2 separate regions of the Homo sapiens genome follow, and region 1 is linked to region 2. A link is a loop called in an ENCODE intact Hi-C map of the cell type or tissue named here. Cell type or tissue: Caco-2. All regions are shown on one strand. Links, peaks and the distances in the headings refer to the core of each region. The heading gives the core; the rest is flanking DNA.

Evidence for each region. A loop is a pair of places that touch in the nucleus more often than their neighbours do. Peaks named below come from ENCODE experiments on the same cell type or tissue, not always from the same donor. Only the 100,000 strongest peaks of a DNase experiment are listed, where the experiment ranks them.
Region 1: it touches region 2 in a loop (6-fold over the local background); 5 of 110 quality-filtered maps call a loop at or near these places.

The regions. Positions count from the first base shown.
Region 1 is chr2:1,684,594-1,688,593 of GRCh38, forward strand. PXDN (peroxidasin) reads right to left here. Exons shown (of 23, transcript NM_012293.3): 4 at 3,039-3,110. Among named protein-coding and RNA genes, the nearest start is that of PXDN, 58 kb to the right of the region's middle. RefSeq lists enhancers at 1,759-2,272, 2,273-2,787. In Caco-2, for the core only: no CTCF peak of the experiment used is centred there; DNase peaks (open chromatin) are centred at 1,478, 2,248 and 2,882.
Region 2 is chr2:1,627,198-1,634,182 of GRCh38, forward strand. It overlaps PXDN (peroxidasin), which reads right to left. Exons shown (of 23, transcript NM_012293.3): 23 at 4,690-6,985. LOC124907723 (a long non-coding RNA gene) reads left to right here and starts at 6,834. Exons shown (of 2, transcript XR_007086188.1): 1 at 6,834-6,985. In Caco-2, for the core only: no CTCF peak of the experiment used is centred there; DNase peaks (open chromatin) are centred at 4,884, 6,084 and 6,344; H3K4me3 peaks cover 279 bases.

The DNA.
Region 1 (4,000 bases), core at 1-4,000, 54 kb after region 2:
ACACAGAGTATATTATCAGATACAAAGATATCCTTCAAGACCACAAAGGAAACACAAAAAGAATGTCACACAACTTTCTCCATCAGTCCTGAAGCATTAAATAAGAGACCATCTTTCCTCGGGTGTCGTTGATTGTACAGAATACCCAGTGTTTCTATTTCTTTCCATTTACCATACTTCAACAATTTATACCTTTTGATATAACTCATTCTTTCTAATTTTTCCTGAATACGAAATTTCTCATTTTGAAAAGTGGGTTTTTTCCTCTTAAGTCAAACACAAAGTCAGTCTTCTCCCTGGGGTGCTCTGCTGGGAGACCCCTCCTGCCCACTCAGGTGTCCCCTGCAACCAGCACACATTTTCAGTGACTACTTCTTCAGGAGGCCAAAATGAGCAAAGAAGCAGCATGCCAGCGTTCACAGGTCTTCATAACTCCACAGAAAGGAGGACTCCTCAGAACGCACGCCTGAGAATCAGGTCTGTGGACATCCTGAGATCACCGTCACCACCAGGGCACCAGAGTGCGGCTGCCAGGGCCCGCCCCGTCCCGGGGCCAGCTCCCCAGGCAGCACCCACACAGGCCACACTGAGTCTCTGCGGACACCTGCAGCCGGAGGGCCCCCAAACGCAGACCATCCCTGCCCCTTGCCCCGGGACAGGTCTGTGCTCAGCACTCCGCGCACGAATGGGAAACGTGAGGGAAGGAAAAACTGGAGCAGGAAGACAAGGAAAACCGCCGTGGGCGAGCATGACGGGCGGGCACCTGACGCGCGGGTCCCGAGGAAGGCCGAACCCGACAGAATCCCTGGAGCCTCGTCTCTGCCAGGCAGTGTGCTGACAGGGCGCCTGTGGTTTTCTGGGGTCCTTGGCCTTTCACAGCCCATGGCAGCTGGGGACCGATGTAAGACCCAGGCACCACCACGGCACAGTGGCTGTGAGCTGCTCAGCGAGGCTTCAGTGCAGGCAGGCAGGGGTGGAGTCCCCCAAGCAAAGCCCAGAAGGATGAGGAGGTACTGACCGAGGGAAGGAAAGGGGGTATTTCAAGCCCCACGGAGAGCGATGGGTGTAAAAATCCCTCCACCCAGACTGCAATGCAGGTTGGCCAGGGGGACGGCTGAGTGGGTGGGACTTGGCACCTGCTGCACAGGTGCTACGGGAAATGACGGCCCAGGGTGCACAGGATCTTAGAGAGGCTGGGGCCCCAGGCAGCCTGGGGTGTCCTCCACCCCTCCCTGAACAATTGAGGAAACAGGACCAAAGACAGGAAATGGCTCCCCAAGTATACTGAGGTCATCATTGAATTCAAACGCATGTTTCCTGACTGGCCAGGTGTGTTTTCTGACCTGTGTCCACAGCTTCCCAAAGAGCCTTCTTTCTGGATCAGGGACACTCAGATCCCCCTGGACTGCATCCGGGCTCCCGGGCATTCCTGCATTCCGGTCTCCCAGTGTCACCAGGAATGCATGTTTTCAATAGCTCTGGGCTGTAGAGCCGATCCGGGGAAGGGGTGCAGTTCGCCAGGGTCAGGCACAAGCCACCCTCCCTGGACATACAGCCCTTTGCCCAAGTCTCTCACTGAGGTCTGGTGGACTCGCTTATCCCCTCCCCAACAGCTCCCTGCCCGAGGGCGGGGCTCGGGCTGCCCTCAGGCTCACTGTACAGCGTTTAACGAATGGAACCCAAGCTGCAGCACCAGAGACCCCAGCTCACCTAACCCTGGGTGCTAAAGGCAGCCTGGCCAGCTCAAGAAGCCCTCCCCATCATCCAAAATTTCAGCAAACATCTACTTGGTGATTCACAGATGCCCTTCCTCATTCAGCCTCGTTTCTCCCCTGACTTGCCCTTTCCTTCCTTAAAAATAACACTGGACTCACCCAGCACAAAGCCAGATGAGGATTTTCCGATCCACTCAGGATGGAAGAACTGTTTGCTATGAAGATTTGCTCGCCCCCACTGAGTGAAACGCTTGTTGGATATGAGAACTTGCTCCTTTGCAAGCTCTCCCTACATCTGGGTGTTCCCTGGATACGTCCATGTGTTTCTGCAATGAGCTGCACTGTCCTTCTCTGTAGAGACAGACCTCCTCCCAAATCTACCCACGCCCTGTCCACGCTCACTTGAATCAACACACACTTTCGGAAACATGAGCACCGTGGGTCCTCAGGATGCACAATCCCAGAGTGGTCTCCCCCCTGCACCGCTTGGCCTCAAACTCTCTGACAACATCGCTGTGTCCAGTGAGCCAGTGACCCGTGACCACGGATCAGCAGCTGTGGCAGGAGGACGTCACGCTGCGTCACAGCAAACAGCTGCTTTCATCCACATTCCTAAAACCGTGACAAATTGCAGCTCCTCAGGAATGGGCTCAGTTTGCCGAGTGAAAGGTGACTGGCCGAGCAAACAAACCAGGACAAATCCTCCTTTTTACCAGGACATTGTAATGAAAAATCAACACGCTGACTTCACAGCAAAGTACGACTTCACGTTGGCCAAAGAAACTAAGAGCGTTTCATGACACACTGCATACACTAACTAGAACTACAAGGGAAAGAAAGGTTTTCTCCAAAATAATGTCACCACAATTGAAGAAATTCAGCTTCATGTGTTCACAGTCATAAGGAGGAACAGTGAACGAGGCAAAGAGCCCTCTCCTCCCCGGGCACCCTGGATATTTCCCCTGTGAAGGATGCCTTGATCGGACTTGGGCGCCTGCCTGTCTCTCCTCTAAGTTGTGACAGGGATTCCATCGATATTACTGTCCTTGGTGTCAGGAAAGCATGGCCCAGGGCCTGGTGCCGCCGTAAGGAAACCAGGGATACGTCCTGAGGGGTGGGTGGAGGGCTGGCTGGGTGGAAGGCGGGGCGGAGGGCAAATGACTCGCCCATCCCTGTTTTTCCGTCATCATGCACGTACTCCCCGCACCTCAGGTAGCATAGTCATGCATCATGCAAACAGCTAGCTCACTCCACTGGTCCCTACAAGAGGAAAACAGCCAGACGGCATCCAAGAACTAAAGCACGAAGAGAAGGGGCACTTACAGTTGCTCTAGAGAGGCAAGTCCCTTAAATGCTTGCCTGTCAATTGACTGGATCTCATTCTTGTACAGATAGCTGAAACAAGAAACATTGGGGAGCATTAGCACACAGACAGGAGGTCAAACTTCAGACGGAAAAGAAGAATTAAATTGACACATGGAGACAGTTTTACAATTAATGACTGTATTAGAATGCAAACAAACCATCTGCACGGTGAGTACAGTGCCTCTCCCAAGGGCTTCCCTTCCCTCAGATCTCAAGGGGGCTAAAAGCAACCGGTGCCAACTGAAGGTGATCAAACCACTGCGACGGGTTTTTCAGGCAACTCACAGACCTTAGACTATGGCTAATGAATTGCTGACAATACATTTGCTTCAAAGCCTGAAGAAGATAAAAACCATTTTCCACAGGCATGTATAATGCATTGGCTGTAAGATTCTATAACTGATACTGATACATCTCCAAAATACCTAGAAATAATTTGGGGAGTGGACAATATGAAGACCGAATGCACCTTGAATAACTCACCCCTAGAATCCCATTCTTAGAAAACAGAAGCAACAGAGGCATACTGGAAGAGCCACACAATTGGCCTGGCTCTTGTCTTTGTGTAAAATGGTGGAAAATCTCAATAGGAGAATCCTATTTCCTAACATGTGAACTTGGAATGCCAGCGTCCATAAATGAAGCTCTGCTGGAACACGCCCACACTCGCTCACTCCGCACCATCTGGGGCTGCGCTGGCGCTGTGTGGCCGAGCTGAGTGGTCCCAGTAGAGACTGCGCAGCTCACAGAGGACTGGTCCTGCACAGAAAACACTTGCCAAGCCTGATGGAGGATGAAAATTTCCACACCAAAGTATCACAATTCCAAAAAGAGCCACAAAACCATGCGCATTGTGCCCACCCATCTCGGACATGACTCGCCTTCAGCCAGCTTGCCTCACAACACAGCTCTAGGCCAGC
Region 2 (6,985 bases), core at 2,986-6,985:
ACAGTGTTTCCTTCCGTCCTCCGCAGCACCAAACCAGTAACCGCAAAGTGATTCCTGAAAACTGTGGTTTCTTGGCGGTATTGTACTAGACCATAAGGGTGACATCCAGAGTTATGATGGAAAAAGGATCACTTTGTTAAGTTAGGGACACGTTCACGACATAATGGGAAGGACAATGGAGATGTTAGGCTTTCAACCTTGGCTTCCGCCCTCTGGAGTCCCCACAGTTGGAACAAAGAAACCCCAGATACTGTGATGGTGAACACAGACCGAGTTATTTTTAACAAATCCCACAAACATTAAAAACAGTCATTACTGGAGTTTCAGGAATCTTCCAGATTCAAACATGCTAACTGACTGTCAATATCCCCAGGTTTGGGATGTGAGCATATTTGTTACCATAAATATAAATGAAAGTAAACCTAAAATGGAAGACTTTAAGCACAAAGGCTTAACACTGAATACATGAAAAGCAAAACTGTAGTGGCTGTTTGGTGCCTTTGTTATAGCCACTAGGACATTAAGGACAACTTGGGAATGGCAACCCCTCAGCAGGACTGAGCTAAGGAGCCATGATGGGGCGTGCTTCCTCACAGTGGTGTGCAAACCGGGGTGGATACAGGCAGGCTGGGGTATCGGGCAGGTGCAATGCTCACAACTGTGTGCAACAGCGCATGGGGCTGGGCTGATGTTGGATGAGCTCTCATATTGTTTGGTGGCCTGGTGCAATGTGGCCAGCCTTCTAGGACCATTTTTCCTCATCTGTAATTACAGGATAATCTTAAATCCGTTCAAGCTGAGGCTCCCAACTGGTCACATGGTGGGGACTTGGATAAACTTAAAGCATGTGATAGCTTAGGAATAGATGACTCTTTTGCAAATACACTTTGCTCACTCATCTATTCCATCTCCGAGATTCTAGAGTGTCATGACTAGAATTGTGGGTGGTGATAAATTGGTTTCACCAGAAAAACTGTTGCATGAAACTCAGTGGATGCCAATCAGATGCCTTCCGGAAACTTTTGTCAGAAAACATTTGGGAAGTTCACTAAACGCATGGAAGAATCTTTTGGTGAATGCTTTGACAAACAAAAAACCACAGGCACAACTCATTTTATGCTTTGATTTATTGCACTTCACAGATACTGCATTTTTTCTTTTTTTTTTTTTGAGTTGGAGTCTCGCTCTTGTTGCCCAGGCTGGAGTGCAGTGGCGCAATCTCAGCTCACTGCAACCTCTGCCTCCCCGGGTTCAAGCGATTCTCCTGCCTCATCCTCCGGAGTAGCTGGGACTACAGGCACCCGCCACCACACCTGGGTAATTTTTTGTATTTTTAGTAGAGACGAGGTTTCATCACGTTGGCCAGGCTGGTCTCGTACTCCTGACCTCTGGTGATCCGCCCACCTTGGCCTCCCAAAGTGCTGTGATTACAGGCGTGAGCCACCATTCCCGGCCCACAGATACAGGTTTTTTTTGTTTTGTTTTGTTTTGTTTTTTTACAAATTAAAGGTTTGTGGCAACCCTGTGTGGAGCAAATCCAATGGGGCCATTTTTGTAGTAACGTGCTTACTTTGTGTCTCTGGCACATTTTGGTAATTCTTGCAATATTTCAAACTTTTTCATGATATCTGTTACGGTGATCTGTGATCAATGATCTTTGATGTTACTATTAATTGCTTTGGGCCCCGAATGGGTTATTCTCCCTCTCTTCAGACTTCCCTATTCCTTGAGACACAATAATGTTGAAATTAGACCAATTAATAATCCTACAATGACCCTAAGTGTTCAAGTGAAAGGAAGAGTCACATGTCTCTCACTTGAAATCAAAAGCTAAACATGATTCAGCTTAGTGAGGAAGGCATGTCGAAAGCTGAAATTGGCCAAAAGCCAGGTCTCTTGTGCCAAACAACCAAGTCGTGAATGCCAAGAAAAAGTTCTTGAAGGGAATTAAAAGTGCTACCCCAGTGAACACACTAATGATGAAACACAAATAATAAGTGAGACAGCCTTATGGCTGATATGGAGAAAGTTTGAATGGTCTGGATACAAGGTAAGTCAGATACAACATTCCCTTAAGCCAAAGCCTAACACAGAGTAAGGCCCTAATTCCATTCAATTCTGTGAAAGCTGAGAGTGGTGAGGAAGCTGCAGAAATAGACTCTGAAGCTAGCAGAGGTTGATTCTGAGGTTTAAGGAAAGAAGCCGTCTCCACAGCATGAAAGTGCAAGGAGAAGCAGCAAGTGCTGATGGAGAAGCTGCAGCAAGTTCTCCAGAAGCTCTGAGATCACTGATGAAGATGACTACATGAAACAACAGATTTTCCATGTGGACAAAACAGCCTTCTATTGGAAGAAGAAGCATTCCGGACTTTCATAGCTGGAGAGGAGAAGTCAATGCCTGGCTTCAAAGCTTCAGAGGACAGGGTGACTCTCTTGCCATGGCTGGTGCAGCTGGTGACCTTAAGTTGAAGTCAATGTTCATTTACTTCTGAGAATCTTCAGACCTTTAAGAATTATGCTAAATCAACTCTGCCCATGCTTTATAAATGGAACAAAGCCTGGATGACAGCACATATGTTTATGGCACAATTTACTGAATATTTTAAGCCCACTCTTGAGAACTACTGCTCAGAAAAAATCAATTATCTTCAAAATATTATTGCTCATTGACAATGCACTTGGTCATGCAAGAGCTCTAATGGGGATGTACAAAGAGATGAATGTTTACACAACATCCATTCTGCAGCCCATGGATCAAGTTATAATTTTGACTTTCAAGTAAGAAATCATTTCATTAGGCTGTAGCTGCCATAGACAGTGACTCTTCTAATGGATTGGGGCAAAGTAAACTGAAAACCTTCTGGAAAGAATTCACCACTCTAGATGCTATTAAAACATTTATGATCCATGGGAGCAGGTCAAAATATACACACTAACAGAAGTGCCTGTTAAAAAAGTTGATTCCTGCCCTCATGGATAACGCTGAGGGGTTTAAGACTTCAGTGGAGGCAGTAACTGCAGATGTGGTGGAAATAGCAAGAGAATTAGAAGTGGAGTCTGAAGATGGGACTGAATTGCTGCAATCTCATGATCAATCTTGAATGGATGAGGAGTTGCTTCTTGGGGATAAGCAAAGCGAGTGGTTTCTTGAGATGGACTCTACTCCTGGTGAAGATATTGTGAACACTGTTGAAATGACAACATAGGATTTAGAATATTCCATAAGTTTATGTGATAAAGCAGCAGCAGGGTTTGAGAGGACTGACTCCAATGTTGAAATAAGTAATTCTGTGGGTAAGATGCTATCAAACAACATCCCTTACTACAAATAAATCTTTCATGAAAGTAAGGCTAAACCAATGCGCTAAGCTTCATTTTGTCTTACTTTCCAAAATTGACACAGCCACCCCAACTTTCAACAACCACCACCCTAATCAGTCAGCAGCCATTAACACCAACACAAGACCCTCCACCAGCAAAGAGATTACAGCTCACTGAAGGCTCAGATGATCGTTCACTATTTTTAGCCATAAAGTATTTTTAAATTAAGGTATGTACATTTTTTAGACATAATGCTTTTGTGCATGTAATAGACCATAGTGTAATGTGAACACAGCTTTTATTCGCACCGGGAAACCAAAAAAATTGTATGACTTGCTTTATTGAGATAGTCACTGATTGCGGTGGTCTGGAACTGAAGCCACAATATCTCCCAGGTATGCCTGTATTTATGTCATTTGACATATAATTTTGCACACCAGAAACAGGTATTAAGTGTTAATAACAAAAAGCAATAGGAATGTTTCAATGCATTCTACATATTATTAAAACAAGATACATATGGTTAACTTTTGCTAGTTTTGCATTAGGCATTTCATTTAAATTAAAATTGGTATATGGCACTCATTCCCTCGTGACAGAAAAGCACCTAATTTGTCTTTTGTTGATTGAGGAGTGTTCATCCCATGTTCATAAACATTCCATGAAAGCAGCTCAATTTATCATTCTAATTTTGAAATGATTTGGCAATTTTAACAACATAATATTTAATTTTCGTTAATATTTCATTTTTCTCCTTACATAGATGAGTAGTATTTTTTCCAGGCCCTATAAAGATGCCCTCAGATCCATTCCAGTTTCCTTTAGAGCAGCATCCTCTCTCCCACCCAACCACAGCCTGAGGGGCTCAGCAATTGTCACATGTCATCCCCGACTTCTGGCCCCAGAGCCACACATAGCTCAGGCCTGGAAAGGGAGTGTCTGTCTTCCGTGCACTGTGCCCTCCTGACCTGCGCTCTTGCTTCTGGAAAAGCATCTGCCCATCTCAGACACCTCGGTGTGTGAATTGCTTGTACACTCCTCTCTGACAAAGAAATGTCCTTCTCCACAGCACAAAGATTCCAGGAGACAAGGGCATTTATTTGCCAGAGGTTTTTCCCAAGAGCTCACTCCCACCTGCCAAAATTCAGTCGGGTTAAAGCATCCCAGCTGCTTCGGAAAAGGAAGTCAACTTTATCTAATACCTTATTTTTAGTAATTTTTTCACATTTAGTCACAAAATGATTAGTGACTAGGACAGTTCTGGGGCTTCTTCCTGGACCTACCTCCTTCCCTTCTCAGGCTTTTGATCTCACCTGGAAAAGTTTTAGCCTCATGTACTGGTTTCAGGTAAAAAAAAATAAAGCCATTCTCCATTTGAAAATGTGACCCATTTATTTGAACTGAAAGGCATCATTACAAAGTGCAAACATTTCTTTGGTAATGAACTGAATACAATGGTCATAAAAAAGGCATTTGGCTGTTGGAGCAGTTAGAAAAGTAAATAAATATGTACATTCCACTCCTGTTACAGCGATCCCGCACAGTGGCTGCTAGACACGTTCACCCAGGCACTGCCCACTGTTCTGATTACAGAGAGTATCAAACTGGTGATTCCGCAGACATTTTGGTTTGAATTACAGAATTTTTTTTGGTAAATCACAGTCAGCTTCCCCCTTTGGCTTAGACAACACAATTCCTTGTGACTGGCCCAGACCGCACATTACGCAGGTGTGCTACAGGTGTGCCGCCTCAGCACTGAGACCATGAGGCCTCCAGGGCATGTAAGAGGCACAGAACACTCCCAGAACCCAGAATCTGCTGTCATCTGAGTGCCTGAGCAACTTACATAACCATCAGCTTTTAGACGAACTTACACATTTCCTATTTGACAGAAATCTCTTCCACAATTTGGTCACTACATTTGACTTGCTATTTCAAAAGAAGTCCACATGTCATGAAACACCAACCAATTTTTATCAATCACTTACCAATATGAGGTTAAGAAGTTAAGACAACCATTTTTACAGATAAAACACATGAATCCAATGACCTTCCTCACAGCTGAAATGCTGCCTCCGCCGCAGCAACTTGGCCGGCCCGTGCTGGAAGGGTCTGGGTGTCTCCTTGGGAGGATGTGCACCTGGAACACGGGTTGTGCACAAATCACACCAGGCACTGTATGCGCCCATCCTGTCAGAAGGAAGCTGGCCTCCCCCACCCCATGGAAGCCTCGACGCCATACCCCAGTGCTGGACACCTGCCACCCTGAACCGAAACGGCCCCTGACCTCAGGGGCTCCCTCCACCACCTCAGCTGGGCCTTGCTGCGGGCAGGTGGCCCGGACCTTGGTGCCTCGTGTGCCCAGCACTGTGCCTGGCACATGGTGGATACTCAGGTCAGCGTGCTGCACTGAAGCTGTGTGTTCGGGGAAAGGTTGCTCAGAACACAGATCGCTTTGTATTTAGAGAAAAATGGAAGGTTTTGGTCAATTAAAGAGAGACCATGAGGTATGAGAGTTGATTTTCACTGACGTCTAAAAGAACTTTGCATAGTGGAAATGGTTTTTCTGCCATATCTAATACCTAAAAAATGGACACAATTTCATAAAACATCACGCATTTTAAAAATACAAATGAGGTATAGGGATTCTTTTTTTTTTTTTTTTTTAACGCACTCACACAACCTGAAGTTAGACAGTTCCCGACACTTGAGCTCCTCCTCCCTTGGGAAGAGCCATCCGGAAGCGGCTCTTGTTCAGGACGTGGACGCAACCAGGGCCGGCTGGGAGCGGCGTTGTCAACACACACCCTTGGCCCTCGGCAGGTATCAGATACACAATGGGATGAAGGAGGTTTTTTCACATTTGGTTCACAACTAGGCAGTATGTGTGCAAGTGACAGCTGAAAGCAAACCTGTTTCTAAATGTGGCTTATGAATGTTCTAATCAGGTGTGGAAGGAGCTGACACACGGAGAGTCACAGGCTATACAGCTGCTTCGAGCAGCGGGAATGTTTGTCTTGGGATTAGATGCTGACGTGTGGTGAAATGTTACAGAGAGCCCAGAGGAAGGAGGAGTTCAGAGGTTCCCAGGGAAGAGGCCGGGGGCTTGCACTGCACCCCCAGACAGTGTCCCTGTGAACGCTCTCATCAAAGGTTCTGTTCCGTTTGCCAAACACCAATTTTCTTTTTAAACATAGCTTGTGATGGAACCCCGATTTCGGTGAGCCCCTCTGGCAGCTCCAAGACTCACCCCACCTGCGGGTGACAGGTCTGCCGGCTCCTGGCATCTGAACAAGGCAAGGCTGACATATAGAGGTATCCTGCTTTATTTAAAAAGAAATGGTGTTGGGAGGCAAAATCAATTTAGGCGCCTAAATGATTCAACTGTGCAATTTAATAGTAGCACCAATTTTTCATTTTAAAAGAATTAAATAAAAACCTGAGAAGTCTAACGTGAAGCTAGGACTCCTGCCTGCTTCCCTTCAGGCACCTGCTGTGCCTCCTTCTCCGCAGATGCTCTGGTTGGAAGCCTCCTGCACTGCCTTCTGTAACAGCACCAGCTGGACGTTGTCATGAAATGTCACGAGTTCTGGGTGTTTCCTGGTCTGCAGTCCGCAGCTCCCTGCCATCGGCCACCCGATCTCACGATGGCACAGCAGACAAAC